4 separate regions of the Mus musculus genome follow, and regions 1, 2 and 4 are each linked to region 3. Evidence: chromatin loops called from intact Hi-C (ENCODE). Cell type or tissue: heart. All regions are shown on one strand. Region 1 overlaps Csmd2 (CUB and Sushi multiple domains 2). Region 2 has its middle 5.1 kb from the start of Gm40255. Region 3 has its middle 11 kb from the start of Gjb5. Region 4 has its middle 19 kb from the start of Gm40252.

Region 1 (8,000 bases), 1.2 Mb before region 3:
GAGTTTTGTTCCCAGTAACCAGGTCAGGTGGTTCACAACCACTAACAACTCCAGCTCCAAGGAGTCCAGTGTCCTCTTCTAGCCTCTACAGGTACCAGCTCTTATTCACCTGAGCATGTATGCACACACACACACACACACACACACACACACACACATTTATAAAAATGTTTTAAAAGCCATTGAAATGACAGTGCACAGATCAGTAAGTATTGAACTGTCAGACACAGGTGCTTAGAAAGCTCTTGGTGGCTTCTCAAAAATACAGGTCATGAAAATGTGTCAAGATCCAATACCATTTAAAAGAACTTGAACATATATCATTACAACTATGGTTATGTTTGGGAAATTTAATTTTCATATTTTTTAATAGAGTACAACCCCCCCTCTGTGTGTGTGTGTGTGTGTATGTGTGTGCACATGCACATATGCATGCCTACCTTCAGGTATGTGTGTGTGGAAGCCAGAGGACAATCTCAGCTGTCATTCTTCAGTACTCTCCACATTATTTTTTGAGACAGGGTCTCTCTTTGGCCTAGAGCTTGCCAAGTATATTAAACTGGCTGGCCAGAAAGCCTAGGGGTTCTGTCTGTCTGTCTGTCTGTCTGTCTCTGCCTCCCAGTACTAGAATTACAAGTGTATGTTGCCACACTCAACCTTTTGTTAAAAAATAGCTTCTGGGGGATGGGGTGCCAGGCTTTTGAAGCAACTGCTGACTGGGTCATCTTCCCAGCTACTGTCCACTGCTTTGCTGACTGGGTCATCGCCCCAGCTACTGTCCACTGCTTTGCTGACTGGGTCATCTCCCCAGCTACTGTCCACTGCTTTGCTGACTGGGTCATCTTCCCAGCTACTGTCCACTGCTTTGCTGACTGGGTCATCTTCCCAGCTACTGTCCATTTCTGTTGTTTGTTTTTCTGCAATAAGCATAATTCACTGTTGTTGTTTTTTGTGTGCTGGGGACGGTGCCCAGAATGTCATCCACACTATGCGTGCACTTCACTACTGAGCTACACCCTCAGCCTTCATGATATACAGGCAAGGCGGATCTTTGTTTCAGGAGGAAAAGCAAAATTGAGTCCAGACATTCAGAGGCTGTGACCTGGCACATGTCCCCCTGGTGGGTGAGAATGCTGGGGTGTTGACCACAAGCAAAGTCGTCCTCCCCCCCCCCCCGCTTTTTGTATTTTTTCTGACCTACTGATTCTAAGCACGGTGGAAATTCCCAAAGGGAAGCAGAATTTCTCAGGTGTGTAGATTGTTTCTGAGGGATAGCAGGAGGAAGAAAACTGGTAAACCTGACTGTTGTGTGCAGCATAAGGATGGAGTGAACTTTCCAGAGCCCACTCATGGGTGCACCTAGCATCTTCAGCCCGCTTCTCTGGAAACCCAGGAAACATGAGGCCTGGAATGGACTGGAGCTCATCAGAACACAACTGGTCCAGGCAGATAATGGATAGTCTCTCCACAGAAAGCAACCAGACATCTTTCCATGAAGAGAGACATGTGTCTGGCATATGCCTCACTCTGATACTGATCCCTTCAGGTCTGGGGACACTGCTATTATGTCTGACTTCATTTCCGACCACCATGACTTCCTCAGTGTCTAAATTCAGGCCTCCATTAAAATATTCTCAATGTCTTCCTTTAAATTTCCCTCCCACTCTCATGGCGTCTTGAGAAATAGCTCTGCTTCAGGGAGAAAGCTGATGATTCTATGCTTTCCATAGAGAGCGCTGGTATATGCGCGTGTGAGTGCGCATGCGCGAGGGGGGAAACTGCGTGCTGTCATGGAGGACGGTGCCGAGGGCCCTTGGGAGTCACTCACGGAAGCACTGAGGCAGCTCTCCGGTCCAGGATCCGTTTCCCTCGCAGGTGAGCACGGCAGGCAGGGAGAGCTGGTATCCCTCCAGGCAGGCATAGCTCACGCTAGAGCCCCACGTGAAGTCAGACCCCACCACTTTCCCATTCGGGATGAGCTGAGGAGGTTTGCACATGATAGCTGTGGGGAGACCAGAGGAGGCTGAGTTCTGAGGCTGCCCTGAGGAAACAAGCCCCGTTACTACTGTCACCAGTACCACCAGCTACCATGCAGCAGCTGGAGTCTGGGCCAAGCAGGACTGGAATGAATCTGAGGCAGTTCCAATCTTTTATTTTGCGGGATCTGTCTCATGTATAACATTTCTGTTCTCCCATCACACAGCCCTTGAGGATGCTTGAGGGTCAGATCTTTCCTCAGGACCTTCCAACTTCCTGACAATCTGAGCAGGACCAGCCTTAACCATGCGCACTCCTGCTGGGATGCCAACCCCCCTCCCCCATGTTCAAGGCTGATGCCTACATGTGTCTCTTCTTTGCCCCCCTACCCGCATCCTCAGCCTCCAGACGTACCTTTGCAAACCGGCTTGGTACCGTTCCAGGTCCGGTCCTTGGTGCAGCTCAGCACAGACACTCTGTGTGATTCCATCACATAGCCGGGGACACACTGGTATGTCACAGTCTTGTTGTACCTGAAGTCATTGCCCAGCCGGATGCCATTGGCTGGAATCCCAGGGTCACCACAGTTTATAACTAGGGTAAGAAAGACACAATGCTTGTCACTCCTAGCCCAGGCCTTGTCTCCTCAGCATCTCAATCTACAGGTCCACTGTTCATGCCTATACCATGCATGCCATCTAATTACACGATGGCCTCCCTTCTTGTTCAAACCCACTCCTCTGAGAGGAAGGACCACAGGACTTTATTTCCTAAAGTAGGCAAGGTCCTGGGCAAGGAGTGTTTCTAGACTGAAGAACATATGATGTGTTTGTTAATGGATCAAAATGATAGCTTGTCCTGGGATGCAACATCTCCTATGACAGTCTTTCTGAGAGGCTTTTTTTTTTTCAGACCCAGAAGCAGGGTCTTAAGACCTATGCGATAATTAAGTCCCGTTTATGAGACACGGTACGACTGGTGATCTATGTATGAACTTAATGTAGGATTTCAGATGGAGTCTGAGCTCACAGAGTTGACTCTGAAAGGAAGAAATCTCAGAGTTACTCAGTCCATCTCTTCCCTCTGTCTGGGTACCACAATATCTGGCTTTCTGAGGAAAAGGGTCTGGGGCACCCTGAGAGGGGCAACAAAGAAGAGCTAGGCAGATGCAATGCTCAGAAGCTGGGTTGGGGTGGAGATGTGTCTGAGTGAGATAGGGAAAGATGTGAAGATGGCGGGTGGTGTCAGCTTCAAAGTGGACAGAGTATGACAGAACCTTGACCCTGAAAGGAAAGAGAAAGGGGGTGAACCAGAGCCTGGATGATGGCTTGTGTATTGTATCAGCCCCTGTGAACCTCAGCTGTCATGTATAAACAGTGGGGCTCACAGCTACTGTGTCCCTGCTCACACCATCCTGGTGCATGCCCGCATGCGCATCTTGCACTAGGCTCACCCTTTTTATAAACTATGATCCTCAGAGAGTAAGTCTGCACAGATACGTCATAGGGCTGTGGTGAGATTCTGGCGGTGTGTACATGGGAGGGGAAGCACTTAGCTCCATGGTTGCTGTACAGGAGAATACGCTCAACGTACAGAGGCATTCGAACGGTTCCACTGTAATCATTTTCTCCAGACTCCCACTGACAGCTTACTCGGCAGGGAGGGGCTGGGTGGTCTGAGCTGCCATTTGCAACAGAGCCCAGGGGGCTTGGCTCTTACCTGTGCACTCAGGGTCACTGCCTGTCCAGGTGCCATTGACAGAGCAGTGTCGGCTGAGCAGGCCCGTGGCATAGTAGCCTTCACGACACTCATAGACAACGGAACTGGAGAACACCAGGCCATCGCTGAACACCACTCGGGCATTGCTTGGAGTTCCGGGGTTCCCACATGAGATCACTGGAAAGGCAGAAGAGTGTGTTAGCCCCCAGAACCCAAACTGCCGAGCTGAAGAACCATAGAACCCTAAAGATGGGGGCACATCTTATGCTGCTGTTTTATTGTCTCATTCATAGGAAGGGACAGACCTGTCTGAGATTTTCTTGTAAAATTATTTTATTTGTACATGTGTGTACGTGTTTCTGTGTGCATGCATGCCTGTGTATGTGTGAGCCTGTGTGTGGAGGCAAAGGGTTGGTATCAGGGCTCTTCCTCCATCACTCTGCACCTTAGTTTTTGGAGACAGGGTTTCTCACTGAATCATCCATTTGGCTAGGCTGGCCGGCCAATGAGATGCAAGGATTTGCCTGCCTCTGCTTCCTCCTTCCTCCAGCCCTGAGGTTGTAACAGAAGTCACCATGCCTGTGGTAGTGGTTTGAATATGCTTGGCCCAGGGAGTGGCACTATTAGGAGGTGTGGCCTTGTTGGAGGAAGTGTGTCACTGTGGGGGTGGGCTTTGAGGCTCTCCTCCTAGCTGCCTGGAAGCCAGTAGTCTTCTCCTGTTTGCCTTAAGAACAAGATGTAGAACTCTCAGCTCCTCCTGCACCATGCCTGCCTGGACACTGCCATGCTCCCGTCTTGATGATACTGGACTGAACCTCTGAACCTGTAAGCCAGCCCCAGTTAAATATTGTCCTTTATTAGATTTGCCTTGGTCATGATGTCTCTCCACTGCAATGGAAACCTTGACCAAGACACCTGCTTTTATACACGTGCCGAGGAACTGAATTCAGGTCCTGGGGCTTGCCTGGCAGGCACCTTACAGAATGAGCCACCTTCCCAGCCCTGATTCTAACTGCACATTCCTCAATCTGTGATAATATTTATGTCAGGCTCCTTCTAACACTCTTCCAGGATGCTGCTAATGGGACTCTGGATCTGGGTACTCTCTTATTTTTAAGTTTTATTTATTTCTAATTGAAAGTGAAGTTATTTTTGCACAATATGTTTTTTTTAAAGTCATCTTTAAAAAATTTTTTTTTAATTTTATGTATGAATGCTTTGCTGTGTATACACCTGCATGCCAGAAGAGGGCGCCAGATCCCTTTATAGAGGGTCATGAGCCACCATGTGGTTGCTGGGAATTGAACTCAGGACTTCTGGAAGAACAGCCAACGCTCTTAAGAGCTGAGCCATCTCAGCAGCCCCATATAATGTATTCTGATCACAGTTTCTTTTCTCTCTTCTCCTCCTAGATCTTTCCTGACACCATCACAATCCCCACCCCCACCCTACCCCCTCTGTCTGGTTGATCTGTTTGTTTCTCTGGTCTTTGGCTTTCACTGAAAAGGGAGTTTAAGGCAGGAGAGGAAGGAGCTAGAATCTGCGACTGAGCCACCACAGCCCCAGCCCTCTGCAGCAGATAACGGCTTAGCATGTGATATAGTTCATGAAGAGAGGCTGGCACAATACTAGACTCCCCACCCCTATTTTTTTAAGAATAAGAATAGCAAGTTTGTGTCCTAGCATTCTTCAAAGGCGAGTTTATGTAGGTAGGAACCTTTGAACTCCTGGACTTTGAATGCATTTAGCGTGTTAGCAGCCACTGCTCTTATTCTTCCTGTTGACACTGAAGTTGCCACACTTGGCTGAGGGGAGCCTCTTCGGTATGGCAGTTTCCTTCACACTATCCCATTTACCTTTAGTGGGTTTCTTGCTGGGGAGGTGGAATACTTCAGGTTTATCTTGCTAGTCACCAACCCAGCTCTGTAACCATTGCTCCAAAGAACCTGGCTTCTCTAAGAGTCGTCACTGCAGCTGAGCAGCCGTGGATTCTAGATGGTTGGGCTGTGTAGACAACGTTTCGAATGGAAAATACCTGTGCCAAGAGCACATAGTGACACTGCCAGTCCCACTTGGGGCTTAAGAGTTTTCATGTAAGATGAAGTTTTTAAGAACTCTCTCTCCGTGTGTATATGGCATATGTGCCCATGTGTGTGCACACAGATGTATGTGTCCCTTGCATACCTGCAGAGGCCAGAGGACACTGTTGGGGGTCCTGCTCTATCATTCTCTGCCTTATTTCTTTGCTCCTCACTGAACCTGGAGCTAGGCCAGCAAGCCATAGCAGTCTTCCTTTCTCTGCCCCTTGAGACACTGGAGTTATAGGCAGATGGCTACACCCTTCTATACTTTTAAAATTGCGAGTGTGGGGAGATTTGAACTCAGCTCTTTATACTTGTGCCACAAGCCAACTCATTGGCTCCTACTTCTTTATTTGTATGTGCTGAAAAATCTTGGCTCTTGATGACAGTAAATAATTACTTATCTGCTTTATCTATGTTATGTTTTATATGGAATGGCTTTTGAATAATAATACCCACATTGTTTCTGTCGGGAGCCAGGCAGGCTCGGGCTTTTCCTGAGGCTCTGATGTGCAGAGAAGGACCACAGTTCCCTGTATAAAGCCGGGACATGCTGGGCATGGGCAGAAATGGCCTGGGCCAGAACCTGGAGGAGCTGTGACTTCATCCTGAGAATGCAGCTCTCCTCTCTAAGGGGCTATGGTTAACAGTCTCAAGGTCACTGACCGCTCCTCTGTGATGCACGTGAGATACCCTGTGTTCCCTCTGTGCATATTGCTTGATTAGCTTCCATTGAAAGCTGTATTTAAGATGCTATACTTCTTACTAAACTTGCTTGATATAACACACAGCTTGACATAAGACGTAAAGCCTCCTGACCCCAAAATGCCTATTTTATTTATTTTCTGACCCCCTGGTCTTTCCTCTCAGGGACCTGTCACTGAAGAATGACGCGGTGATCCAAGTCAGTTTCTGATACCCTGATGGCTGAAAATAGTTTGAGGATTCTTTGTGGTTCTCTTTGTCTTTAGGATATAAAACCCTGGTCAAATCCCACTTGGCCAGATAGTTGAAATAATTCTCTGAATTACGAATTCACCAAGCGGATATGTAGTTAGGGTCACTCGTGCCCCGCCAGGATTTTTACATAGATGGTGTATAATTCTAATAGCTGATTTGATTTTGTAATGATGAACAAACGGCATGTCTGCAGCCCCAGAGTAAAGTCTACGTGTAATTTTTGTATTGCTAGCACAGCAGACAGGCCATGCGTTTCCTTCATCCAGTGAATCTTTGTGCTGTCAAGGAGCTTGAGACGCAGTGAATAAGTTATGTTCCCTGCACTTCAGGAGCTCACGTCTGTTCTTTTTGGGGGTGCTGCTGCTGTGTGTGTGTACAAGGCAGGCATGCGAATGAGCAGGTGTCTACACCCAAGTACGTGCGCGCAGAGGCTGGAAGAGGATGCCGGCTGTCTGTCACTTTCCACCTCGGTCTCTGCGTTGAGACAGGGTCTCTCCGTTGAGACAGGGTCTCTCTCTGAACTTGCTGTTTTGGTGCCGCTTGATGAGCGCCTCAGGCTCTCAAGATCCACCTTTCTCCATTCCCAATGCTGGGGTTACAGGACTCAAAGCCATGCCAGGCTTTTTATATGGGTGCTGGGGGTTTGACCTCATGCATTCATGCTCGGAGAGCATGTATTCTTACCCACTGAGCTACCCGCCCCTGGGGTCTCAAGTCTGTCCTTAAGAAATCCACACATTAAACACGAATTCAAATAATAGCCTAAGTGTAACAGTTAAAGGAGGAAAGTACCAAGATCGGAGCAGTTGGGGATGGGGCGGGGCCTAAAATGGGAATTTGAGGACAGCCTCCATGGTGACACCCCCAACATTCACTTCCAGCCCAAACCCTTGTCAAATTTCTGACCAGACCCCTGTTGATGTGGCTGACCCCACCCTAGGATCTGAATGTCATCAAAAGAGCTTTGGCCCATTGGGTGTTTAAGAAAACACTAAATTCTCCCCTGCAAGGCACTTTCCTGGCATCCCACGCCTCTCTTGATATAACTAAAAAGAGTCTACAGAATCCAAATAACACCTCAAGAACGGAGACCTGGACACTGCACCTAATCTTCAGGAACATTCCATCGGGGTCTCCAGCACCTGCTGTCTGATGCCTCTTCTTTTTTCAGCTTACACGTCTTGGGCCCAGTTCTCTGGTGACTTTTGGTCTGATCCTACCATATGTGGATTCTACCATCTTTTCCCTGTCTCTCACTCTACC
Region 2 (8,000 bases), 240 kb before region 3:
TGGCCTGGATGTTCAGGTTGCCTCCTGTCCACTCGGCTTTGCTCCCTTCTCATGTTACCTGAGGACTAGGTGCTCTGGGTAGGGAGGTCGAGATCCGAGTCGGGGGAGGGGTGACAAACAGGAGCGAAAGCAGAATATTATTTTCCAGAAGAGTTTGTTTGTCAGGAAATAACAACCCCCATCTCTGCTTCTTTACAAACTCTTACATCCCTAAATACACAAAACATGATCATTTTCTCCCAGCAAACCAAGTCATACATAATGTATTTTATTGGCACCTTGAATAAAGATGTGGCAGACATGAATCTCAAATGTGCTGATGAAAAGCTGTGAGGAGTACTCACAATGGGTAAGCGGGGAGCAAGAGAGCACCTGGCTGATCTCGCCAGAGCTGGAAGAGATGCTACAAGGGAAACTGCACCCTATGGCCCCAGGAAGCTGTGCAGATGCCGCTGAGCCCCTGTGAGCGCATTTGCAGAAGAGGAGGAACCACTGGGGTTGGTGGCCAGTGATGCAGAAAGGGCAAAATTTACAAAAGAATTTAAAACTGGATTCTTCAAATGGTTAGTGAAAAGGTTTCTGAACACTTCTGAAAGGAAGAAAAGAGCTTGTGGATTTATGGAAGCCAGAGCTCTATAATATGAGGAGGAAGGGGAGGACAGGGAGGAAGAGGAGGAGGAGTCAGACATCATGGTGCATGCCTATAATCCTAGCACTGAAGAGGTTGAGGCAGGATGATAATGGGGATTTTGAGGCCAGTCTGGGCTATGAAGTGAATTCCAAACCAACCTGAGATCTGTAGCAAGACCCAAACCAAACAAGCAAAGGATGACAGACTCAGTTTGAGGAGGCTCTGTCTATCTAGGTTTGGGACAAATAAAGTGTAACGAAGGATAATGGTGAGTAGGTGGACAGATATCATGATGTGTTACTACAATTCCAGCACTCAGAAGGGACACACAGGAAGATAGAGTTTGAGACTATCTTTGACTGCATGGAGAGAACCTGTCTATAAAGAAATTAAAACAGGGTTGGAGAGAGGACTCCGCGGTTAGGAGCACTGACTGCTCTTCCAGAGGTCCTGAGTTCAAATCCTAGCAACCACATGGTGGCTCACAACCATCTGTCATGGGATCTGATGCCCTCTTCTGGTGTGTCTGAAGACAGCTACAGTGTACTCATCGTGTGTGTGTGTGTGTGTGTGTGTGTGTGTGTGTGTGTGTGTGTGTGTGTGTGCATGTGTGTGTGTGTGTGTGTATGTGTGTGTGTGTGTGCGTATGTGTGTGTGCATGTGTGTGTGTATGTGTGTGTGTGTGTATGTGTGTGTGTGTGTGTGTATGTGTGTGTGTGTGTGTAATCTTTAAAAAATAATAAAACAAAACAACAATAAAACTCCGCATGGATGCTGACCTAGAAGTGGAAGACTTTGAATGCATGAAGATCTGTCGTGTGAAGAAGAATGTCATACCTATCCGTGACAGAGTGTTGAAGATAAGTGATACTGCAGCCTATCAGACCTTATCCTTCACTCTTGGGTGTGCTAAGAGGCATGTGGCTTTAACAGTAAGACCAATGTTCTTGGTTCCTGGTTCCTTTCTATCCTACCAAGCAGGATCATGACACATGAAACTCATTTCCTAGCTTTCCAGGATCAACAAACCAGCAGAAAGCGGTACTCTGTGGCTTCCCATATAACTGCACTGTTATTGCTATCCCCTGTAATATCAGCATCCACTCTTGATCTCTTCCAGCTCAACATCATTATGAAGATGCCTGGAGAAGGTGGATTGATTTTCCAATAATAAGCATTTGAGGCCAGGCAGGGAATGTGCTGGGATGGTTTTTAAAAGGAGGCGAATCTCACATGATGAAATCGAAGGCTATCGATGTTAGCCTGGATACTTTATGCACTTGGACAACGAGAAAAGCCTGTGAGAGATGGGTTTACACAGCCTTGGAAGGCTCTGCAGCCTGGCCCTGGGATGTCTTCCTGCCACGTACGGTAAAGACTTGATTCTCTGCTTGGTGCCATTGGGAGGTGGTGGAAACTTTAGGATGTGGTGCCTGGGGCTGGAAAGAGGACTTAGTGAGTAAGAATATTTGCTGATTTTTTTTTTTTGGAATTAACATCAAGTATAATTAGGCCCAGAACATCCCACAACATCTGGGTATCCAAATATTCACATGAAACATTAACAATCGAGGGCAAATCATTTATATGCTACTTTCTCTATTTTATCTGAACATACTTGATTATTTCTAAAGTACAAAAATAAATAACTTGTTTGTTAAAGATATATGAAAACCAATAAACAAGAAACCAAATCAGAACTAGTAGAATATGGTGAGGTATAGTATCCAGTTTCCAGGCTTGCATCATCTGTTGGATGTTCTGAAGAAAGCTTCTTTACAGTTGTTTCTAGGAGCATAGCATTAAAAACTCTGGACCTTGCTCTTTGAGTAACAGAAACACCACTCCTAAATCCATACTCCCCTCTTAGTCAGATTCAAAGACATGCTAACTCCTTTCCAGAGGCTCTAAAGAAATTTGTGCATTCTATGTAATGATGTGTGCACAGGTGATGCTGTTCTTAGTGGCCTCAGCCCCACTTCTTGCTCTTCTGTAGACACATCTTTTGGGGTAGTTGTGAGTTGTCCAACTTGGAAACTGTCATCTATCTGTGTCATGCACAAGAATGCCACAAAAAACAAATGTCCTTTGGACAAGGAAAGGGAATGCTTGCTGATCTTATAGAGAACCAGAATTCAGTACCCACAGCAAGAGGCTCACAACTACCTGAAACTCCAGCTCCAGTATCGGCTTCTGCAGATACTCTACACATGTACACATATGCAAAGTCGTATATAGGTAAATAAAATAACTTTTTTTTTAAAAGGTGGTGCCAAGTAGTAAATTTAAGTCATTCAAATTATAACTTCAAAGTCTCTCTCTGCCTCTCTCTCTCTCTCCCTCCCTTCCTCCTCACCATGCATTCCTGGAGGGTGTTCTGCCTCAGCCAAAGCTGAAGAACCATTGTGCTAGCTGGACCATGAACTGGGACCTCCAAACCCATGACCCCACGCAAAGCTTCCCTCCTTGTAAGTTGGTGATCTCAGGTCTTTTGATGTCTAACAGAAAACTAACCAATACAGGAGTCAAACTTGGTCATTCTTAGTTGAAACAGGATACTGACTATAAAACACAGTATCTGTAGAACAAGGGGATTGTCCCGCTGCTGTGACCTGAGCCCACAGCACTTCCCCGATCCGATGGATGCCTGAGTAGCAGCTGAAGAAAGAAGAGCCATCTCACCTGAGTGGGGATTTACCAGGAGCTTTCCCTGTCAGCTGTGGTGGACAGAAACTAAGCAGGAATCAGTGTAGGCTGCTAGTAACAAAATAACACAGACCACAACGCTACTTTCCGGAGTTCTGGAGTCTGGAAGTCCACGATCAAGGGGAAATCAGGTTGAGTTTTTCCAGATGACTCTCTACATTAAATGGCTTCTTCTCGATACACTTGCCCTGGCATCTCTTCCTATGCTTTGAAGATGAACCACTCATCTTAGCCTATTGGGACTCAGACCAAGACTTCGCTTATTAGTGATTACCTCATCTCAGCCCGTTTCCCAAACACAGCCATACTGGAGACTGGGCTTTCAGTATGAATGTGGGTTCACGGTTCTGTTCCTATTAGGCCATTGGATGGGAGACACTTTAAGGTTTGCTCTGTTGTACTCTGAAGAGAAAACAAAGACCATTTTAAAAGCAACACATGCAAGTCTGTGTCCGATGCAGGAAGTCTTTGGTTTGCTCCTTTCTTTTTGGGGTGGCTGGGTTTGAGCTCAGGGTCTTGTTCTCAGCCAAACACAATCAGCCAGTTGCATCTCTGGCCCAGAGTGAAAACACTCTACTAACAATCAATTTCCTAAGGTAGGAATGAGCTTCCTAGAGGAATGGCAAATTCCTCATCACTTGATATCACTTTAGAAGCCAGTGGCCACCATCCAGATCTGCAGCAGAGGCCATTACCACCCCAGGAAGGAACGCTAATGAAATGAAGTCCTGAGCCATCTGGTTCCATGAAGTTCGAAGATGCCTTAAGTAGTAAATGTATTTTAGCCTGAAAGGAAATTCAGAGATGTAAGACTCTTGAACAACTCAATAGTATTATACATCTCTAAATCCCGCCAAACGGAAGTTTTTCCAATTGACTCCGTGTTTCCACCTGTCCCAGGAGGCTGCCTGCTCTCCCGTAGAAGCGCTCTACTTTCTCAGCGGACACACCTTCGTCAGCATTCCTCCCTCTTACAGCTCTCTAGCCTAATCCTACGCGGCCTTGCTATAGTATCTGAAAACTGCAAGGCAGGCTGTTTTCTGCTCTGATCACCCTGTGCACAGCAGAGGCACTGGCATAGCTAATTCTAGCAGAGGCAAGTGCAGCCAGGAGCTAAGCAGATGGAGTGGATGCAGAGAGCCAGGACTTCCGAGTTCACTTGGTTCTGCTGGCCATTAACTGAGACGAGTCTCTACAGCTGTTTTCCCGAGTCCTAAATCTTCTACCAGATACCTAGTATTGCCCTAAGCAGGTGGGTGGCAAATACTGGTTTGAATCTTAAATGTTCTGCAAAGCCACGTGTTAAAGGTTTTGTCCACAAGGTGGCGCGATTGAGAAGTGGTGGAACAGAGAGGTCATTAGGGCACATTCTCAAAGGACTCTAGAACTCCAGTCTCTTCCCTGCTTTTTTTGCTTGTGAGTCAGTGGTTTAGCTCTGCCACAACTGTGATTTATTGCCTGGCTAGAGACCCAAGGCAATGACGTTAACCAATCATCCGCTGGAACCTTCAAAACTGTGAGCTCAAAAAAACCTTTTCTCTTTACAAATGGATTGATGCGGGTATTTGTTATAGTCATGGGAAACTGGCTTACTCAGAGATCAACAAAGCCATGCACTTAATGGCTCTGAACTTCCTATTGACCTGATGCACTGTGCCAAGGGTTTCTGTGGAGATGTCTTTGTACCTAGGTGGAGGCAACCTGTAAGATAGATGTGTGGCCCAATTTCATTAATGGGCTTAGTGAGTGCTTACTGTGTTCTATGAATGGTTCTAAGGACTGACATTAAACCGCTTATAAGAAATAGCGCTCCTGCTCCCAAATTTACAGCTTAGATAGGAGGCAAAAGAATTGTCCGATCCCTATCAGGTAGTGAAGGGATGGTGTGCAGAAAAGTAGAGCCTTGAGGTGATAGAAAATGGCTAATTTACGTGTGGTGAGTCTCTCTGCCATGCTGACATTCAGAGTCAAATAGCAAGGGAAGAGGAATCCTGTTACATAAGATAAGGAAGAAATCACTGTGGCCAAAGAGAACAGCCAGTGTGTGTGTGTGTGTGGGGGGGTGGGATCTGTGTAGGTGAGGCAGCAGAGCGAGACCTTCACAGGATGTGGGAAACGTGAAGGACAAGAGGGGTATTCAGTGAGGGAAGTAGGGATGGAGTGTACGTGTACAGAGCAGGATGAGAAGTCCACTCATGCCAGGGGAGGTATGGAAGAAGTGTTAAAGGAGAGGTAGATGCCACCAAGCTTTATTGCTGCAGTGAAATTCCTGCTACATTTGAATTGTCATAAATGACAAGACCTCTTTGCTTGGGGCCGGTGACACGGCTCAACATGTGGAGATGCTTTCTGCCAAGCCTGATAACCTAAGTTCGATTCTCAGGACCCACACAGTAAGAGAGAACCTGTTCCTGCAAGTTATCCTCTGACCTCCACTCCTCTACATGTGTGTGGTGGTATTACCACCTACACACACACACACACACACGTACACATATACACATACATATACATACATGTGCACACATGCACACAAGTACATGCACACAGTATGTTATCTAAAGACCTAATTTATTGAGACCGAATAGCAACCTGTTGCACAAGATTGATGAGCCGTGGAGCATTCTTGCTTCATAAAATAAGACATAATACATACATAAAAACAAAACTACTGTGTGATCTCACATGGTAAAAAAAAATCGAATTCATCGAGAAAGAGGGCAGAATGGTGGTCCTCAGACAATAGTGGGGGGAACAGCTAGAAGATATGGCTCAGTTAGATCCAGAGGGTAAACTTTGGAGAAGGGTTGCATAGCATACTGAATATAGTTAATAATAATCTATGTCATACTTAAAAATTAATAGGTAAAAATTTTAATATTTTCATCGCAAGAAATAAGGATGCACCGGCACACAGTGTACACACCCAGCAGCACATCACACTGTGGGTATAAATGTCTACTGTTTTATTCATCAGTTTTAAAACAATAATGTGATTCTGGTCACCACGAAGACCAGCCTTGGAAGCATCACACCACAAGGAGTGAGGGAGGCCTGAGCAGGAGAGAGATCTGCTGATGGAAACAGGCAAGTGTGGGAGCTCAGAACCTACCTACTAGTTAGGTTTGGGGATCAAGGAAGGACATAAGCCACACCAAGACCTGAGTCACAAGTGATGGGGGATGTGCTGTCATCTTGCTGAGATTGGGAAAAAAGAGGGAAGCTTGGAAGGATGGAGAGAGACGTCTTTCCTTGAACCACATTTGGCTGGAAGTGCATTTGCATTTCCTAGACACACATTTGGGTGTGCGAACACCTGGTGACTCAGGTGTAACTTGGCATCGGAGCCTGTGCTGAAAAGCATGGATTCAAGTCCCAGAAAAACACACATACACAGAGACACACACGAATACATACACATGAACACATAGATACATGCACACAAACACATGTGCACATAAAAATGTGCACAAATGCACACAGGCATGTACACATACACACACATACACACACACACACACACACACACACACACACACCTTGTAGTAATATAGCTAACAGGATACATGGCCAAGTGGCTAGATTGTATTATAAAGCCGCCCTCCTCAGAGCCATAACTCAATTCCGATAGTCCAACCGAAGACTGGGAGCTTTGGATCCCTGCCCTTAGAAGACTTGTTTTTGACCGTGGGGTCTCACTGCTACAAGTGTCTTCCCTCTCTCCATAAATAGTAAACAAACAGAAAAGGTTCCTAACACAACTTTGATCCTGGGGGAAAAGCAAGTATGATCAGACAGCTCAGTGGGTTTTTTTGCCTTTGCCCCCTGTCTGCAGGTAGTTTCCATGGTGATCTGTAAAAGAGGACAGTCAAAACAGAGCCCAGTGCAGAACTCAGGAGATAGCACAGAACTGGGGAAGCTGGGGCAGCTAAATTCTGTGGGGCAGAGTATACAAAATAAAAGGAGCTGTCTTCAAAGAGAGATCCAGAGATCATCAAAGATAATCTTTTTGAGGCTTTGGCTACATTCTAATCTGGAGAATCATGGAACAAGACTGTTCAAATCCATAGAAATCACTCCTAGCAAGAAATATTGTGGATAAGAGAGTGGAGAGATGCCACGCGTGGAAATGGATGTGTGATGGGGTAGGGAGAACTTAGGCATTGGGTTTGTGTGATGGGAACCATGTTAGAGCTAATGCCCGAGCATGTGCCATGAACAAGCAGAGATGCCCCGTCACTCACTGAGGTGAAAAAGAAGAGAAACCTCTGTGGCACAGAAGGAAAGGGGAGAGCTCAGATCCTCACACCCAGTCAGGCTGTAAAGAGCAGATGAGCAGAATGCCTCAGCTGGTTTGGAAGCCTTCTTTGTGAGAATAAATGAGTCTTACAGGGAATCAGTCTGGACTTGCAATAATAAGGCTTAAAAGTATTCCTTGCAAAGAATCAGTAGATTCTCCAAAAGCTTGAATTTGTATCAGGAAAAGTACAAAACTCTTTAAAGGAAAAACAGCAAAAGCTAGCACAAGACAGTAAAATGTATTATCCTATGTCCATTCAGACATATCAATAGCAGGCAGGCAAAACTTACAATCAGAGAGACAAACACAATGATTGGATAAAGACCCAGAAGTGCTAAGACACTATGGGATTAAGAGAACACT
Region 3 (8,000 bases):
TGGAATGGAAGAAGCCTGGGGAATCTTTTACCGACACCACCCAGATAATACCCAGGGTACACTGAGAGCTAAGAAGGACACCGCGCTGAACCTAGAATTAACAAGAAGGATGCCAAAGCCTGAGACACCCACAGAGAACGGAAAAGGCTGGCTGACACACCCGGGGCATTCCTAAGAGGAAAGAACCCAGTGGGTGAGACAGAAGATAGGGAAAACTGTCTGAGGCTAGGGTGGGGAGCAGGTCTGACCTCTGAGCAAAAGGCCAAAGTCCCCTCTGGGACAAAATGAAACTGGAAAGCTGGATCTTTAGCTGACCCGTCCATGGTGCCTCAGACTCCCTGACGGCCCTGCCTTGAGCTCTCAAATTTTACAAGCCTTAGCATGCTCTAGAGCAAACCATCTGTCTCCAAGCCCTACTCCCTGGTCACTCTCACTGAGTTCCTGCTAAATCTATTTCCCTCTGTTTCTGTTGCTGGCCCCTCTTCTTTGGGTCCATCCATCTCTCTGTCTCCCCCAGAGTATTTGGAAGATGCCACTCTCTCTCCTGACTCACTGACATCAACAGCGCATACCATGCGCTCTCTGTCCTTTCTCTCTCTGACGACCAGGACGGAGGGAACGACACTCCAGACACTGCACACAGAGCTGCTCCCAAACCTTCCCAACAATGACGAGCTGAACCTTTAAAGTATCTTCCCTCTCTTAAGTCATTCCTATCAAGCACGTGGTCGTAGTGACGCAGAAGCCACTAACACGGTGTGCACTGGCTCCCCTCCTTTTGTCCAGTGTGTGTGTGTGTGTGTGTGTGTGTGTGTGTGTGTGTGTGTAAATCATGCACATGAATATAAGTGTTCAAATGTCACAGTATGCCCATAAAGATTAAAGACAACCTTGGGTGTCGGCCCTTGTCTTTCACCCTGAGACAGTGTTTCTTGTTCCCCATTGTGCTCTCTAGGCTGCCCTAACCCCAGGAATCTAGGGTCCTCTTGTCTTTGTCTCCATCTCCCTGGAGGAGCTCTAGCATTACAGGTATGGCCCACTTACTTGCCTGAACATAAGTTCTGTGGATCTGAGCTAAGCCTTACACTTGTGTAGCAAGCACTTCACTCACCGAGACAACTCTCCAGCCCTAGAAATGCTCACACACACAGACATACATGCATACACATATACATAAGTGCACACATACACACACATGTACGTACACACACACACACCTGTCAGTAACTCCAACCCTGCCCCCAGCTCACACTTTAGGAATCTCCCCAGGAGTTTCTAACACAGCTCAGATTAAGGTCTCCTCCTGAATCAGTGTAGGGCAGGGACAGAAGGGTAGGGTGTGCCCTGGCTCTGGCCTGGCCTATCTGTCGCTGTGTCATTGTCTTTCTGAGTCCACACCTGTCTGAGACCACTGGTCCCAAAGCAGCGACCCTGGGTGCATTTTGCCAGCACTTTGTCTCCACTACGTGAGCCCTGGACAAAAAGCAGACAAGAGCAGAGCGGTCCAGTTAGAAGCACACTGCCACTGGCTGACTGCTGGAGCCTGGGGTTGGACTGTGGGTGGGAACTCCCTCTGCTGCCCTGGACACTTGCACTGCATTCTGGGTGCTCATGAAACTCCAAGCACTGACTCACTCCATCTGAGCTGAAGCCAACTATTAGGGTGTTTTAAATATTGTCCAGGCGATTCTGTGAAAGGCTCAACATTCCGTAAGAGCTGCCCAACCTTCTTAAGTAGGTGTGGCTGAAGAGAGCTATGAATGGGCCCCATCACAAAAGGGTAAGCTTACTTCTGGCTTCATGACTTTCATCTCTTGTAACTCAGTCCCACTGTTCTCAAGCATGAACCTTGCAGATGACATCGTGTCCCAAAGTCAGAGGATTCCAACATGCCTGCCAGCTTTCCCATGACCACTGGGAAACCCCTTTGTAGACTCAGGGGAGATAAGGAATTGACTGAATTCACATAAGTAAAAAAATGGCAGAGATGGGATTTGAACCCAGACCGTGGGGTTGGTCACAATAAACTCACCGGGCTCCCAAAGGTATTTTTGTTATTTTGCCACCAGGGCAGTTTCTTCCTGTTAATCTCCTCACCATGCACCATGCACCATGCACCATGCACCATGCACCATGCACCACCCCATCCCACTGCCCCATGAAAACATTCCACTCCTCCAGGCTGCACCCACAGAGCTAAGATTTGAACCCAGATCCATGAAGGTGCAGGTCTGCCTTCTTCTTCCTCTCTGGGTGTGCACTGTGCAACAAATGCCTACTTAACCAACTTGCACGTATAAAAAGTGGCATTTGCTTTCTGATTGAGCCTCTGCCAGTGGCCGTGTGTGTGTGTCTGTGTGTGTCTGTGTGTCTGTGTCTGTGTATATCTGTGTGTGTGTCTGTGTGTCTATGTGTCTGTGTGTGTCTATGTGTGTCTCTGTGTGTGTGTCTATGTGTGTCTGTGTGTGTGTCTGTGTGTATCTGTGTGTGTCTGTGGGTACATGCTATACAAGTGCACCTGTGTGATGTGTGCATGTGGAGGCCAGAGACCAATGTTGTGTGTCTTCCTAAATCATTCTCCCCTTCTTGTTTTTGTTGTTATTGTTAATTGGGTTTTTATTTTATTTGTATGAGTGTTCTGCCTGCATGGAATTTTATGCACCATGTACATGCAATTCCCACAGAGGCCATCAGGGGGCATCAGATCCTCTGGAACTGGAATTGCCGAAGGTTGTGAGCAACCATGTGAGTAATGGGGGCTGTCCTCTGTTAGGGCAGCCAGTGCTCTGAACCACTATCTCTCTGTCTCTGTCACCTTGGTCTTTAAGGCAGGATCTCTCACTGGACCTGGAGCTTGCCAACTGTGCTATACTGGTTAGCCAGCGACACCCCCACACACACACACCCAGGACCTTCCTACCTCCCCTTTCCCCAGCACTGAGATGCTCACTGCCATATCCAGTGTAGTCACATAGATGCTCGGTATCTGCTCCCGGGTCCTCAGGCTTACATACCAAGTACTGGACTAACATCTGCCTGCCCAGCCCACAGTGCCTGCTGTGTTTTATAGTCAGAGCCTCTACAGTAGCTCAGCTACCGGACAAGACCCTCTCCAACCCTTCACCCACAGGGGCCTCAGCCCCACCCAAGACTGAATCAGAGATTCCTAGGGTCAGAGGACCCTGCAATCTAAGTTACAACCGTCCTGGAGGAGAAGCCTGTGCCACAGGCAGTCTGGACCCCTAGGGCTCAAAATGTCTTTGAAGCCTCATCCTCCTCCTTAACAGTCAGGCCGACTTTGCATTCTATGCCATGTTGTGTCAGGGTTGGTTTCAATATAAAAATAATGCCTATTGATTGCATTTTGACAAGGAACATGTATTACTTTTGTAATGTAAAATATTCAATTAATAAGTGAATATGGAGCTTCTAATTCCTTACCATCAAGTAAAATTGATGATCGAGAGAAATGCTAGTTTTTGGAGTGGGCCTTTATTAATTCCCAACACATAGGCGTCCCCAGGGGAATCCATAACTCATCCTGTCTCTCTTTCTCTCCACCAACAAATATTTTTTAAAGCATCTACTGTGTCCCAGACATGGAGGAGAGAGCCTAAGAGTACAGAGATGAGCGGAACAAACACACTGCCTGCCTTCAGGGAGCTTAGGGTCTGTTCTGTGGGGCCGGGTGTTAGCGTGCACACACAGACACAGGGAAACCACAATGTCAGGTGTGATGAATGTACTGAAGACAAAGCAAAGGGCACTTTGAGTAAGAGTAATGGGGGCATTAAGACTGTTTCCAAGAAAGTGACATTTAAATGGAGACATGAAGATGAGAAAAAGCTAGCCAGGTAAAAAGTAAGCAGGCAGCCATGCACCGGACCCAGGACCATAAACGTGGGAGGGAGGGGAGCAGCCGCTGCCCAGGCTCAAGCCCTTCCTGAGGCTGGGCTGTGGGAATCCCCATCTGCAGCAGTCTTGGAGGCAGGAAACAGGAATGAACTCACTCCCCGAGCTCTGAGAGGCAGCCAGGTAGCCCTGCTAGCCCCAGACCGACTTCAGTCTCTGGGCACAAAACCACCTGTGATCAGGCAATCAAGTTCCAGGCCACAGAAGCCCCTGGAAGGACCTGACGCCAGGTGGGATAGTGGGGGATTAGGGCTGGCAGGCAGCAGGTATGGGGCTGGTGAAGTCCCCTCTGAGGAGGGAAAGCAGAGAGCTGTTGTCAGGGCTAGTCTAAACCAGTCCTCTAGTGCTGTATCTCACCTAGAGTCTGGCAACAGTGCCTTGAAGAACCCACCCATGGGGGACCATCCTGTGTGTGCAGGCTGCCCTCCCAGCCTGAAGATTGAGCCTGGGGTTGAATTGGGCACATTTTGAGCTGCAGCTGTGGGGCTCTCAGACCCTGTTCTGATTCCCAACTGGCGTCCTTCCTGGCAAGCTGGGGACCATTCCTTTCTGCCTGCTGCCATACCATGAGGGGACTCCAGGCTTTGAACCCCAGCGCTTCTCGGCTAGTCTTGTGTCCCGAATCCTCTGCCACCAGCCATGCCATCTTCTTTCCCGTGTCTGGCATATCCGCCCATGTGCTCTCTGGGTGTCTCCTGTCTCTCTGTGAGGCCTTCCTGCTATCCACCATCCAGCTAGAAGGATTCAAAAGTGCATATACAGCCGTGAATTCCCAAACGTCTGACCTGGGGCCACTCCCTAGCTGGCAGGAAAGACAGCTGGTAACCTAACAGAGCAAGCCAGGAGCGTTGACAGCAAGGAGACAACCTGCGGTCAAGCCTGGGGCTCTGCTGCCACCCAGAGGCCGATCCAGGCAAGGCAGGCAGGTAAACTTGGGACCCAGCCCATCTCCCCGGAATCATCCCCTAGCACCCTGGCAGGTCAGCAAGAGACAATCAAGGGAGATATCAAAAGCAACAGCCTCAGTGGGCAGTGACAGCGTGACAGGACTCCTTGTGGGCCCTGAGTACACTGTCATTAGTCACCTGGCATGACTGGAAATTGACCTCTTCCTAAATCTGGCTCCCCCATTTAACCCCTCGAGCCAGAGCCCCTGCTCACAATATAGCACAGCCGGCCTCAGCAGGTCTCTCGTGCTTGCCAATCAGCCTCCTCTTCTGGAAGGACCGTCTTCTAAGTCCCTAGGTACTGGAACTAGTTGTATATGACCTTAGCCTCTTCAACTACTCCCTCCTCTGCCAGGGTGACCCTGGTTCCCTTGGGCCACCAAGGGCTTTATCGAGAGACTCATGGGTGTGAGGGTCACACTAGATCCTGAGGCTATGGTGGCGGTGAACACAGGCAGACGAGGTCCTCTTGTGGAGCTGACCTTGTACACAGGGAGACAGACAAGGAACAAGGCAGTTCCAGACAGCCATGAAGAGGGTGATGTCAGAGGGAATGGGGGTGGAGGTGACAATGGGGTCAGGATTAACTAGGCTGGGAAAAAAACCTCTGGTGTGCTGGTAATGACGGCTTTAAAATAAAATATATTATTTGAAATGTGTGTGTGTGTGTGTGTGTGTGTGTGTGTGTCTGTGTGTGTGTGTGTCTGTGTGTGTGTGTGTGTGTCTGTGTCTGTGTGTGTCTGTGTCCCTGTGGGAGGAAATGTGTTTGGGGCTTATAACCCAAAGCATATGACAATGATGGTATGCTGACTGTGGACTTCCAAGAAGGGACAAGACCAGCACAGTAAAGGGATTTCTTCCCCCTTTTCTCGTCCTCTTTCCCTCCCTCTCCTTGTGAGGCAGAATCTTTGGCCCAAGCTGACCTCAAATTCAATATGTATCTAAGGTCGGCCCTGAATTTCTGGTGTACTTCTCAAGCTCTGGGATTACATTCATGAACCACCCAATCTGTGGGGTGCTGGGACTCGAACCCAGGACTTTCGGCATGCTAGGCAAGTGCTCCGTCAACTGCCCTACAGCCCCAGGGATTGCTCACAAGCTCTCCCCCACTCACCCCTCACTTACTCAGAAGAAGCCAGCATCAATTCTACAGACACCCTGGTAGCCCCATGGAGACACTGGATGGCCGGCCTTGTGCTATGTTAGCAAGCCACTTTGGAGGGAGCTCTCCAGCACCCACACACACACACACACACACACACACACACACACACACACACACACACGCCCTCAGCAGACTACAAGCCATCATTCCTCAGAAGCCACAAGAGAGATTTCAGGCCAAATCCTCTAGGCCACACTACTCAGGATCCACCCAAGACAGGCAAGGGACACAGGACATGGAGCCCACCCTATCTTCACAACTCATGAAAATGTTCTCACTTATTTTTAAGTTAGAGGAAAGGAATCTGAGCCCGACTGATTAATATATTTATATTTATCTATAATGTATTTGGATTTATATCAACAGACCACAGAAATGTGACTTTTTATACTCAATTCAGAGGTAAGGTCAAAGCTACCTAAGTCCTATCTGTCACAGTGTGTGCCTGTCCTGACCTCTGTTCCAGGGCCATTAGCAGCCACTCTTCAGGAGGCAGGCTGGGAGCAGGGGCCACAGAGGCCACCACTGCAGGAGAAGCTAACCCTGACCCAAAGAAGACAGGGAAAGAAGGGATGGATACGGACAAAATGGAGCTGTGAGGAGATGCCCTGGGGTCCTGGAGAGAGAGGGTGGGGGCCCAGGTCTAGGAGACTGGAATTCCTGCTACATCTATGATAAGCCTCCTAGGAAAAACAAGCTTTAGAAGTTTGTCCTGGTTATCAGAGAAGCTCCACCCAAAATATACTGTGTGACCTTGAGGGAGTTACCTAAGGTCTCTGATCGTGACTCCTCCTCCTCCATGAAATCAAAAATGTTCTTACTTATTTTTAAGTTAGAGGAAAGGAATCTGAGCCGGACTGATTAATATATTTATATTTATCTATAATGTATTTGGATTTATATCAACAGACCACAGAAATGTGACTTTTTATACGCAATTCAGAGGTAAATCATATGGATGTAAATCAAAACTACATGTGCATTACATTAGAGGTATGTGGGTACAAGCCTGACTGCTGTGTGACTCCAGGAAGGTGACTTAGCCTCTCTGGCCTTCAATTTACTTGCTCTTTCCCTCCATCTCTGCTTTAGCCTATGGTGTTCTAGCTCCTTCTGCCAGGCAGCCTTTACCTGTATCTGATTTCTCTCTGAGCCTCTCACAGCCTCGGCCCTCCCCACCCCCACCCCAAACCCCTTGGAGTCCCATTAATTTTGAGATGCTGTCTGTGTGGATTGCCTTCTGGCCCAGTCCTGGGGCTCTGGGAGCTGTGTAATTATCCTCTTGGAGCCAAGGGGAGGTGATAAGCAGGCTTCGGAGGCTCCAGCCCTCCCTGCCTGGCTGCCTTCTACTTCAGGCCGCTCCCTAGGGAAGCTGATTGTGGAAGGCCTCTGAATAAGGGAGGGGCTCGTTAATTTCTGGAAAGTAAGAGAGATGGGATGCAGGGGTCCCCCTCCAACCTCCCTAAAATACAGAGGCCATAGGTAAACTAGGATGCCTTGTTTATCACAGGCTTCTGAGCCAGCCACTGTCTCCGACTAGGAGCCTCGAACTGCACTCCAAACCTGCTTAGCTAGCCTCTCCACACGCCCTTTGTGCCTCCAAGCCTGAATACACCTCCCCCCTTACCACCCTCCTCTCTACTGCCTCTCAAACCCCACCTCCTGAAGCAGCAGGCTCCCAGGCCACCAAGTCCCCAGGGCATCCTTAATGACTGCCTAGCGTTCTGCACCTGGATCCCGCAGATGACCAGGAAGAGAACCCCTCCTGGGCAGGCCAAACCCAGCAAACCTATTATTATCTCCCCCTCCCTCTTCCCCCTCCCCACTCCAGTTCCTCCTGCTTGAAGGTGACCCTTGCTAGCTGTCAACACCAAACTGCCTCTTCCCCTCCTGCCCCACCACAGCCCAAGCTGGGTCACAAGAGGGAATGTCCTCTTCTGCCTGCCTGTGATGGGGCTCAGTCCTATCAATAAAAC
Region 4 (8,000 bases), 67 kb before region 3:
TTAGTGCCCGTTAAGAGGCACTTTGTAAGGCAAAGACACACCTGGAGAATCGTAATTCTAGAAAGATCTGAAGTGGCTCTATGCCTGGGGTCTGAACACACAGGGAAAGGGGTTTACGGCTATACAGTGAGTGCTGACCTCAGGCCCACTTTTTCAGTTTGCTATCACAATCCTCATTCTGCAAAGGCAGAGGAAGTGGTCACCAACTGTCACTCAGCGCTGACCACTGCAGCCCAAGGCTAAGGGCTCTGCCTGGAGCCCCACACATGGCTGCATTCACTTTTCCAGCTCAACTATGCTTTGTTGTCATTTCATCTTGGACAATAATGACCGCTGATAGTCGGTCTTGTTTGCCAATCAGGCTTGGGGTAAGAAGTGTCTTGGGGACTGGAGAGGTTGCTCAATAGATAAAAATTGGATCATGTTAGGGTTTTACTGCTATGAACAGACACCATGACCAAGGCAATTATTATAAGGACAACATTTAATAAGGGCTGCCTTACAGCTTCAGAGGTTCAGTCCATTATCATCAAGGCATGAGAATGGAAATGTCCAGGCAGGCTTGGTGCTGGAGAAACTGAGAGTTCTACATCCTCATCTGAAGGCCATTAGAAGACTGGTTCCCACATGCTTAGAAAGAGGATTCAAACCTTCACAATGACATACTTCCTCCAACAAGGCCACACCTACTCCAACAAGACCACACCCTTTAATAGTGCCACTCCCTGGGCCAAGCATAGTCAAACCACTTTATCATGCAAGCCCAAAGACCTGAATCTGAACCTCCAGCACCCATGTTAAAAAGCTGGATGTAGTGGTACATGATTGTAATCCCGTCCCTGGGGAGGCAGAGACAAGCGGATCCCTGGGGTGCACTGGACGGAGAGCCTAGACTAACTGCTGAGCCCAAGGTCCCAGAGAGACACCGTGCTCCAGAAAATAAGGGTGGCTCCGGAGGAACAATAAATACTTGAGGTTGTTCTCTGGCCTCCACATACAAGTACATGAATGCATAGGCTCAGATACACTCCTACCCACCAATGCACATGTACATATACAGCTACACATATGCACAGGGGAAAGAAAGAGAGGAAGAAAGAGAGAGAGAGAGAGAGAGAGAGAGAGGGAGGGAGGGAGGGAGGGAGGGAGGGAGGAAGGAAGGAAGGAAGGAAGGAAGGAAGGAAGGAAGGAAGAAAGAAAGAAAGAAAGAAAGAAAGAAAGAAAGAAAGAAAGAAAGAGAGAGAGAGAGAAAGAGAGAGAGAGAGAAAGGCAGGAAGAAAGGAAAGGAGGGAGGAAGGGAGGAAGAGAAGCACCAAGGCAGGCAAGCAGGCTGGATCAGTCTAGGTGAGATATTCCCGTGTGTCTGTTTGTAGAAGTGTTTCCATAGAAAATTGCCTCATACAGAAAGATGAACCCCAAATGCGGGCAGCATCTTTCAACAGGCTGGAAGCATGGGGGTGGGGAGCAAGTGAAGCTGCCAGGAGGCAGCACCAGACTCTACATTCTTCATCCTTTCAAAACAGACCCCACGCCAGGGTCTCTCCAGGAAATCCCTAGGCTTTCAGTGCTACATTGGAACCGCTGGGGGGAATCTCTGAAATAGGGCAGAAATACGAAGCCCGTTTTGAACCATATGCAAAGAGGCTAAAATAGGCAAACATTCACAAAGCCCTTCCCTGGATCAGGAAATTGGTTTTTAGCTTTGATGGCAAGCCATTGCTGGATGACCCAGTTATTTATAGTTACCTCCAATGAATCTGCTATTTAAGTAAACATTTTTAATTTTTTTTAAAAAAGATTCATTTAATGTATAGGAGTACACCACAGCTGTCTCCAGACACACCAGAATAGGGCATCAGATCCCATTATAGATGGTTGAGCCATTGCTGGGAATTGAACTCAGGACCCCTGGAAGAGCAGCCAGTGCTCTCAACATCTGAGCCATCTCTCCGGCCCTGATATAGACATTTTTATTGGTTCTGTTGCTCTAGAGAGCCCTGCCTAAGACTCTGAGGCTTCGTGGGGTTTATGTATACAAAGCTACATGGGGGAGGGAGGCTGCAGAGTTAAGATTTGACCCCCCTCTACACCATCCCATCCACGTATATCCGTGTTCTGCCTGATTGATGGTACAGCCCAGTCATTTTGCTTCTTGGGCATTTTCCAGGTGGATCTGCTGTATAATTAATGTGCTGATGTGTGCTTTCTAGAACTCAGTACTTGTTCTTGTGGGTTTAAATCATCGCCGGCGTTTATGGTTATTGTGGCTTTATGGGCTGCTGGTGGGGTATTTGTGATTAGATGATGGTTCCCTGGAGGGGTCCTGCCTGTCTTCAAGCACAGCTTACCTCCTAGGAACAACCACCACAGGTATGTGTGGCCTGAAGAAAGGGGAGACTCGGGAAACCTGGGTTTGGAACAACAGATGTGTTGTGAGAGGTGGTACTGACGACTGGTCTGACTGGATTGAGGAAACACTTCAGAGATCAGTGACGCTCACCTGGGAGCCTCTGTGAGGGAGAGGCCAGAGAGGATTAGCTGAGGAGGGAGCACTTGCTCTGAATGGGAGCAGCCATCCTGTAGGCTGACCGCCCAGATAAATCAAGGGGAGGGGCTGGAGAGATGGTTCAGCTGTTAAAGGCACTGGCTGCTCTTTCAGAGACCCCCAGTTCAATTCCCAGAACCCACATGGTGGCTCACAACTGCCTGTAACCCCCAGTCTCAGGGGGTCATCACCCTCTTCTACCCTCCAAAGGTATTACATGAATGTGATGCACATACATACATACATACATACATACATACATATATACATACATACGTACATACATACTAGCAAAACACCCCATTAGCATAGGCCTTCCTGTCCCTGCCCCCTGAGTGAGCAGTCTCCTCTCAAATCCCACAGCCTTGATCCTCTACCTCACCACAGGCCCAGAATCAACCTCAGAAACAACGACCTAAAATGTGTAACTCCTCCTCGAAGCTATTTGCTTGGGCACTTTGGTCTCACACACACACACACACACACACACACACACACACACACAGCCAGACAGGACAGGCTAAGGTGTAAGGTACAAGCAAGGGGCGTTTTCCCAGCAGGAAGTGCAAGAACCAGGCCTGTGACTTCAGTCTTGGTGGAGTAGAACCCAGGAGCCATCCCTTGGGTGGTGGACTTACCAAGGATAAAACACACCCATACCGAGCTTAAGCCTGGCCGGTGGGTGCCACTGGCCTCACTCTGCCCAGAGTGTTTTCTATCTTGCCCTCAACCCTTCTTTACCCACGAACCCCTCCTCTGTGATCTCTACAGGTCCACACCAGTCCACATTAGCCAAGGCAGCCCAGGTCATTCACCAGCTGTGGGCCCGTGCCTCCATTTCCTCTGTGCCTCGGTCTCTTCATCTCTGAAATGGGGCAGAAGTAGGATGCACCCTTTGGCTGTACCTGAAAGAGTTAAAGTATGCAAACATCTCCAGTGATCTTAGAAGGGCCCTTGGAAAGCCAGGTGGGCGTGGTGGTGCACACCTTTGATCCCAGCACACGGATTTCTGAGTTTGAGGCCAGCCTGGTCTACAGAGTGAGTTCCAGGACATCCAGGGCTATACAGAGAAACCCTGTCTGGGGGGGGGGGGGGGGGGCGGAGGGGGAGGCCCTTGGTTGCAAGCAGGCATGCGCAGCCTGGTTCTGTTCCTCAGATCAGGCAGCCTAAATGACCGCTAATAGAAATTCTCAGACTCTCTCCCTCAACTCCTTATCCAATGTTTAGACTCTGAGGAGAAGCCTTAAGCCTCTCTCTCTCTCTCTCTCTCTCTCTCTCTCTCTCTCTCTCTCTCCCCTCCCCCTTCTCTCTCCCACTCCTCTGTCCCCTCCACTCTCCTCCCTCTTTCCCTTCCTCTTCCCCTCTCTCCCCCTCCCACCCCTTTCCCTGTGGTCCTCTTGCTAGAGAACACCATTCATGTGCATGCAGGGCTTTGCCTCTGCCCGTTCTGGACTGCAGTCTGTACCTCTGTGGGAACTCCTGAAGACCCTGTGCTCACAACAACTTCCTATCTAACCACGGGGCATCTCAGAATCCAGGCATGCAGTGCCTGGATATCTCTAATATCATTGATCAAAACCTTGGCAGGTCCGTTGACTAAAGGAAAGAAAGCACCTGTCCCCACACAGCCTTCCTGGGTCACTGCTGGTTAACTATTCCCTCCCCATCTCTAGGTGAAGAGTTGCAGAGGACTCCAAGCTACACCCTTCGCCACTCTCCAGCATCTAGGTCTCCAGTCAGAGTGGTTGCCAAGGGAACCACAGGTACCATGCTCTCTTCATCTCCTGAGTCAAGGCCTTGTCCACACTGAAAACAATACCGGCCCCAGAGCATTCTAACAATTTCTAACTTGTTTAAACTCTGGTCACACTCACTTCTTCCACACAGGGATCGGCTTTCCTCCAGGGTGGTTTATGCTTGCTCTTTGCCTGAGACGTTCACGTCCGTGGTCCTTCTGAGATTTTGTTATGGCATCGATTTGGTTAAGTGACCCCTACTGGGATGGAGATGGCACCGTAGGAGACAGTTAACTCCTTTGATAGTTTGATAGTGGCATCAGAAGGATAAGGGAAAGGCTCGGGCTCAATTTAAAAAAAAAAAAAGCCATTCTGAATCTGGAGAAGGTCTAGTCAGTAAAGTCCTTGCCACAAAAGATAAGGACCAGAATTCACCCAAGAACCCATGCAAAAAACTATGCCGGGTGCTGTGCAGCTGCAATCCCAGCGACAGCCAGAAGGGGGATCCTCGAGCGTCTCATCCAGCAAGCCTCCCTATTGGCTAAGTTCCAACCCAGTGAGAGACTGTCACAAACAAAAGGTGGAAGACAGCTGGGAAGAGATGCTTGAGTTTGCCCTCTGACCTCCCCACACATGTGTACACACGTGCATTCACCAGTTATAACACATATGACGACAAACAAAGCCACTCTACGGAGCTGGGGGGGGGGGGGGGGGTGGCGGGACGGGCGGGCAGGGCAGCGGAGAGTGCGACTAGCAGGAAGAAGATACTGCACATCAGAGGAGATGTCCCTGATCTCGGTCATGCTTTCAGACGCTGGGATTTTGGGGCCTGCCAATCTGCCTCCCACAACCCTCTTCAGTGGGTACTGTCCACAGTGAGCTGGCTTCCCAGGTGGGAAGAGAAACCCCATCACAAGAAGTAGCTGCCTTCCTCAAGTTTCCACCTGAGGAGTCTCATTAACGCCTCAGCAGGGCTTTCAAAGAGCCGCCATGCGTTCCTTCTGGGTTTTCCCAACTTCCTGTACCCAGTTTTCTCCATGTATCTTCCTCATTTGCTATCCATCTTGTTTATGGAGACGGGGTCTCTGACTAAGCTTGAAGCTTGCCAGTCTCTTCCTCCCCGGTGTTAGGGAGCCCATGAGCTTCTGAGGATTCTTCTCTGTCCACCTCCCCTATCTCCACAGGAGCATCGAGATCACCAGCGTGTGCTACTGTAGCCAGCTTTTACATGGTTCTGAGGTCCTGAAATCATGTTCTCACTCTTGTGTGGCAAGGACTCTGTTCACTTAGCAATCTGTCCAGCCCACGTTTGGCATTTTCATGTGAGTTCTAGGGGCTGGACTTTGGTCCTTACACCCATGTGGCAAGCACAGTATTAACCAAGTTGTTCCACCAACCTTCAGGGTGCTGTTACTATGTACTTAGCACAAACAGAGCTAAGCCCCCTTTGTACAATATGACTGCAAAACAGGACTGTAGGTAGATAAGAGATGGACTCCAAGACAAACGCTGCCTATGTGGTGGTGGTGGTGGTGATGATGATGATGATGGTGACGACAACGACGACGACGATATATTGTCATTAACAGCTCTTTGGGGGCAAACCTGATACAACAGAAAACACATATTGGAAATGTCCCGTTTCACATGTTTGGATATGTGTGTATATCCTTGAAATTATCACCCAGTCAAAACCAACGCTCTGTCCCCACCGAAAGTTCTTGTATCCTCTGTAATCCCGCCCCCGCCCCCATATCATCCTGTGCCCTAGCTTTCAGTCCCAAGACACCACTCATGTGTCTTGTATTGGATTGTATTTTCTAGAGATTTCTTTAAGTAAGATCACACAGTGTGTACACCTTCAGGTTTGGCTTCTTGCCCTCTGACCTTCCCTGGTTTTTCGGAGATTCATCCACATGGTTGCATATAGTCCATTCAACTTAGTGTTCCAGGCAAGGTTGCCCCTACTTGTCTGTCCCTTCACCTGCTGATGAACATGTAACTTGTTTCCACTTTGGGGATGTTACAAATGAAGGTTCTGGGCGGGGACTCTGGCAGGTGTTTGCACTGGCAAGTGTTAGGAGGTGAGTTTGGATTCCTGGAACCCCTAGAGGCAGCCTGCCTCAAGACACCTACACATGTATGGGCAGATGGGACTGGGAGACCAGAGACTCCCTGGAAGCTGGAAGGCCAGCTCTTGGGCGTCCACAACAGCAACCAACAAGAGGCCCTACCTCACACGCTGTGGAAGTTGAAGACTAACAAAGGAGGCTGTCCTCTGACCTTCACATAAGCACTGTGGCACATGCATGTATACACACACACACACACACACACACACACTTCCCAAGGCGAATATCTAAATGTGACACAGCAGATCCTATGATAGCTACACATTTAAAGTTTTTTTAGCGACTGCCAAGCTGCCTTCCAAAGCCCCATTTCATGCCCACAGACCCTGTATTGGTACCACCTCCCCTCCCCCGCCCCCTGACAGCACATAGTGTTTTGCTGCTAGTCATTCGGATGGGACCAGTGGGTTAGTAGCAGCGCTCCACTGTGGCTAGCCTTTGCATATTCCGGTGACTGCTGAGGTCAAGCATCCTGCTGCTTGCCTGTCATCCAGATACCTTCTGCGGGAAGTGTCAGTTCAAATCTCAGCTGTGTAGCTTGCCAGCTGGAAAACTTCAGGCAAGCAGCTCTACCTCTCCACCCTGTAAAACAGAAGACCCTGACAGCATCCACTGCAGAGGAGACTCCCTAGTAGAAGCTTTACAATGCCACTTAGCCTCCTCCTTAAAAAGTCTTATTTCATGGGTGCACACACGCCACAGCACATATCCGGAGGCCAGAGGACAACTCTGAGAAGTCTCTTCTCTCTCCTCCCACCCTGGTGCGGGGTTGCTGGTCATTGGGCTTGCACCGCAAACACTTGGTCCACTGAGCCATCTCTTCACTGGTCCTTGCCTCTTCTCTCGGTGTGTGCATGCTCATAAGAGTGCAGACTCACGGGATTCAACTCTTCTTCCAGATGGAGAGGTAAAAGATAGATAATACTCTGTGTGTGTGTGTGTGTGTGTCTGTGTGTCTGTGTCTGTGTGTATGTGTGTGTGTGTGTATGTGTGTATGTGTCTGTGTGTGTGTGTGTGTGTGTGTGTGTGTGTGTGTGTAAACCATTAAGTGGATATTGGATGTCTTCCTCAGCTATGCTCATCTTAGCTTTTGAGACAGAGTCTCTCACTGAACCTTGGCAGGAGGCTCCCCTATTCAGCTTGACTAACCGGCCACCAAGACCCAAGGATCTTCTTGCCTCCATCTCCCTAGAGCTGAGGTTACACGTGCAAAGCCACACCCGACTTTTTACATAAGTCCCAGGGACCAAACGCAGGCTTGCATAGTAAGTCCTTTGTTGACAGAGCCATCTTCCAATCTCCAGGGACTGCTTTTGACAGGCTGTCTCTTGGGCCCTTTTAAACCACTGCCAAAAGGTACTTGGTATAGTTTTGGGGACTTTTCTTTTTGCTATAAATTCCAGCCTGCCTCCCAGGTAAGGGCTGTCTATACAAGGCAGACAGAGGCTGTGGGAGGGAAATCCATTGAGCTCCCTCAGAAGCCGACTGAATCTCTGAGTCCGCTGACTTCTGCGGGCCACGTCCCTGCCCTCAGAGGGAGGGACAGATGAATCCATCACCCTTCAACCCTAGTCAACCTCAAGG

Evidence for each region. A loop is a pair of places that touch in the nucleus more often than their neighbours do. Peaks named below come from ENCODE experiments on the same cell type or tissue, not always from the same donor. Only the 100,000 strongest peaks of a DNase experiment are listed, where the experiment ranks them.
Region 1: a loop joins it to region 3, with 6 times the contacts of the local background. A loop is called at or near these places in 18 of 42 quality-filtered maps.
Region 2: a loop joins it to region 3, with 18 times the contacts of the local background. A loop is called at or near these places in 18 of 42 quality-filtered maps.
Region 4: a loop joins it to region 3, with 8 times the contacts of the local background. A loop is called at or near these places in 10 of 42 quality-filtered maps.

The regions. Positions count from the first base shown.
Region 1 is chr4:128,540,543-128,548,542 of GRCm38, reverse strand. It overlaps Csmd2 (CUB and Sushi multiple domains 2), which reads right to left. Exons shown (of 71, transcript NM_001281955.1): 58 at 3,697-3,873; 59 at 2,392-2,571; 60 at 1,829-2,002. Among named protein-coding and RNA genes, the nearest start is that of Gm33656, 12 kb to the right of the region's middle. In heart, a CTCF peak has its summit at 4,942 (motif pointing right); no DNase peak of the experiment used is centred here; H3K27me3 peaks cover 387 bases.
Region 2 is chr4:127,609,622-127,617,621 of GRCm38, reverse strand. No RefSeq gene overlaps it. Among named protein-coding and RNA genes, the nearest start is that of Gm40255, 5.1 kb to the left of the region's middle. In heart, a CTCF peak has its summit at 4,653 (motif pointing right); no DNase peak of the experiment used is centred here.
Region 3 is chr4:127,365,349-127,373,348 of GRCm38, reverse strand. No RefSeq gene overlaps it. Among named protein-coding and RNA genes, the nearest start is that of Gjb5, 11 kb to the right of the region's middle. In heart, CTCF peaks have their summits at 2,709 (motif pointing right) and 4,816 (motif pointing left); a DNase peak (open chromatin) is centred at 1,568; H3K27ac peaks cover 2,118 bases; H3K27me3 peaks cover 1,037 bases.
Region 4 is chr4:127,432,072-127,440,071 of GRCm38, reverse strand. No RefSeq gene overlaps it. Among named protein-coding and RNA genes, the nearest start is that of Gm40252, 19 kb to the right of the region's middle. In heart, a CTCF peak has its summit at 4,767 (motif pointing right); no DNase peak of the experiment used is centred here; H3K4me3 peaks cover 396 bases; H3K27ac peaks cover 270 bases.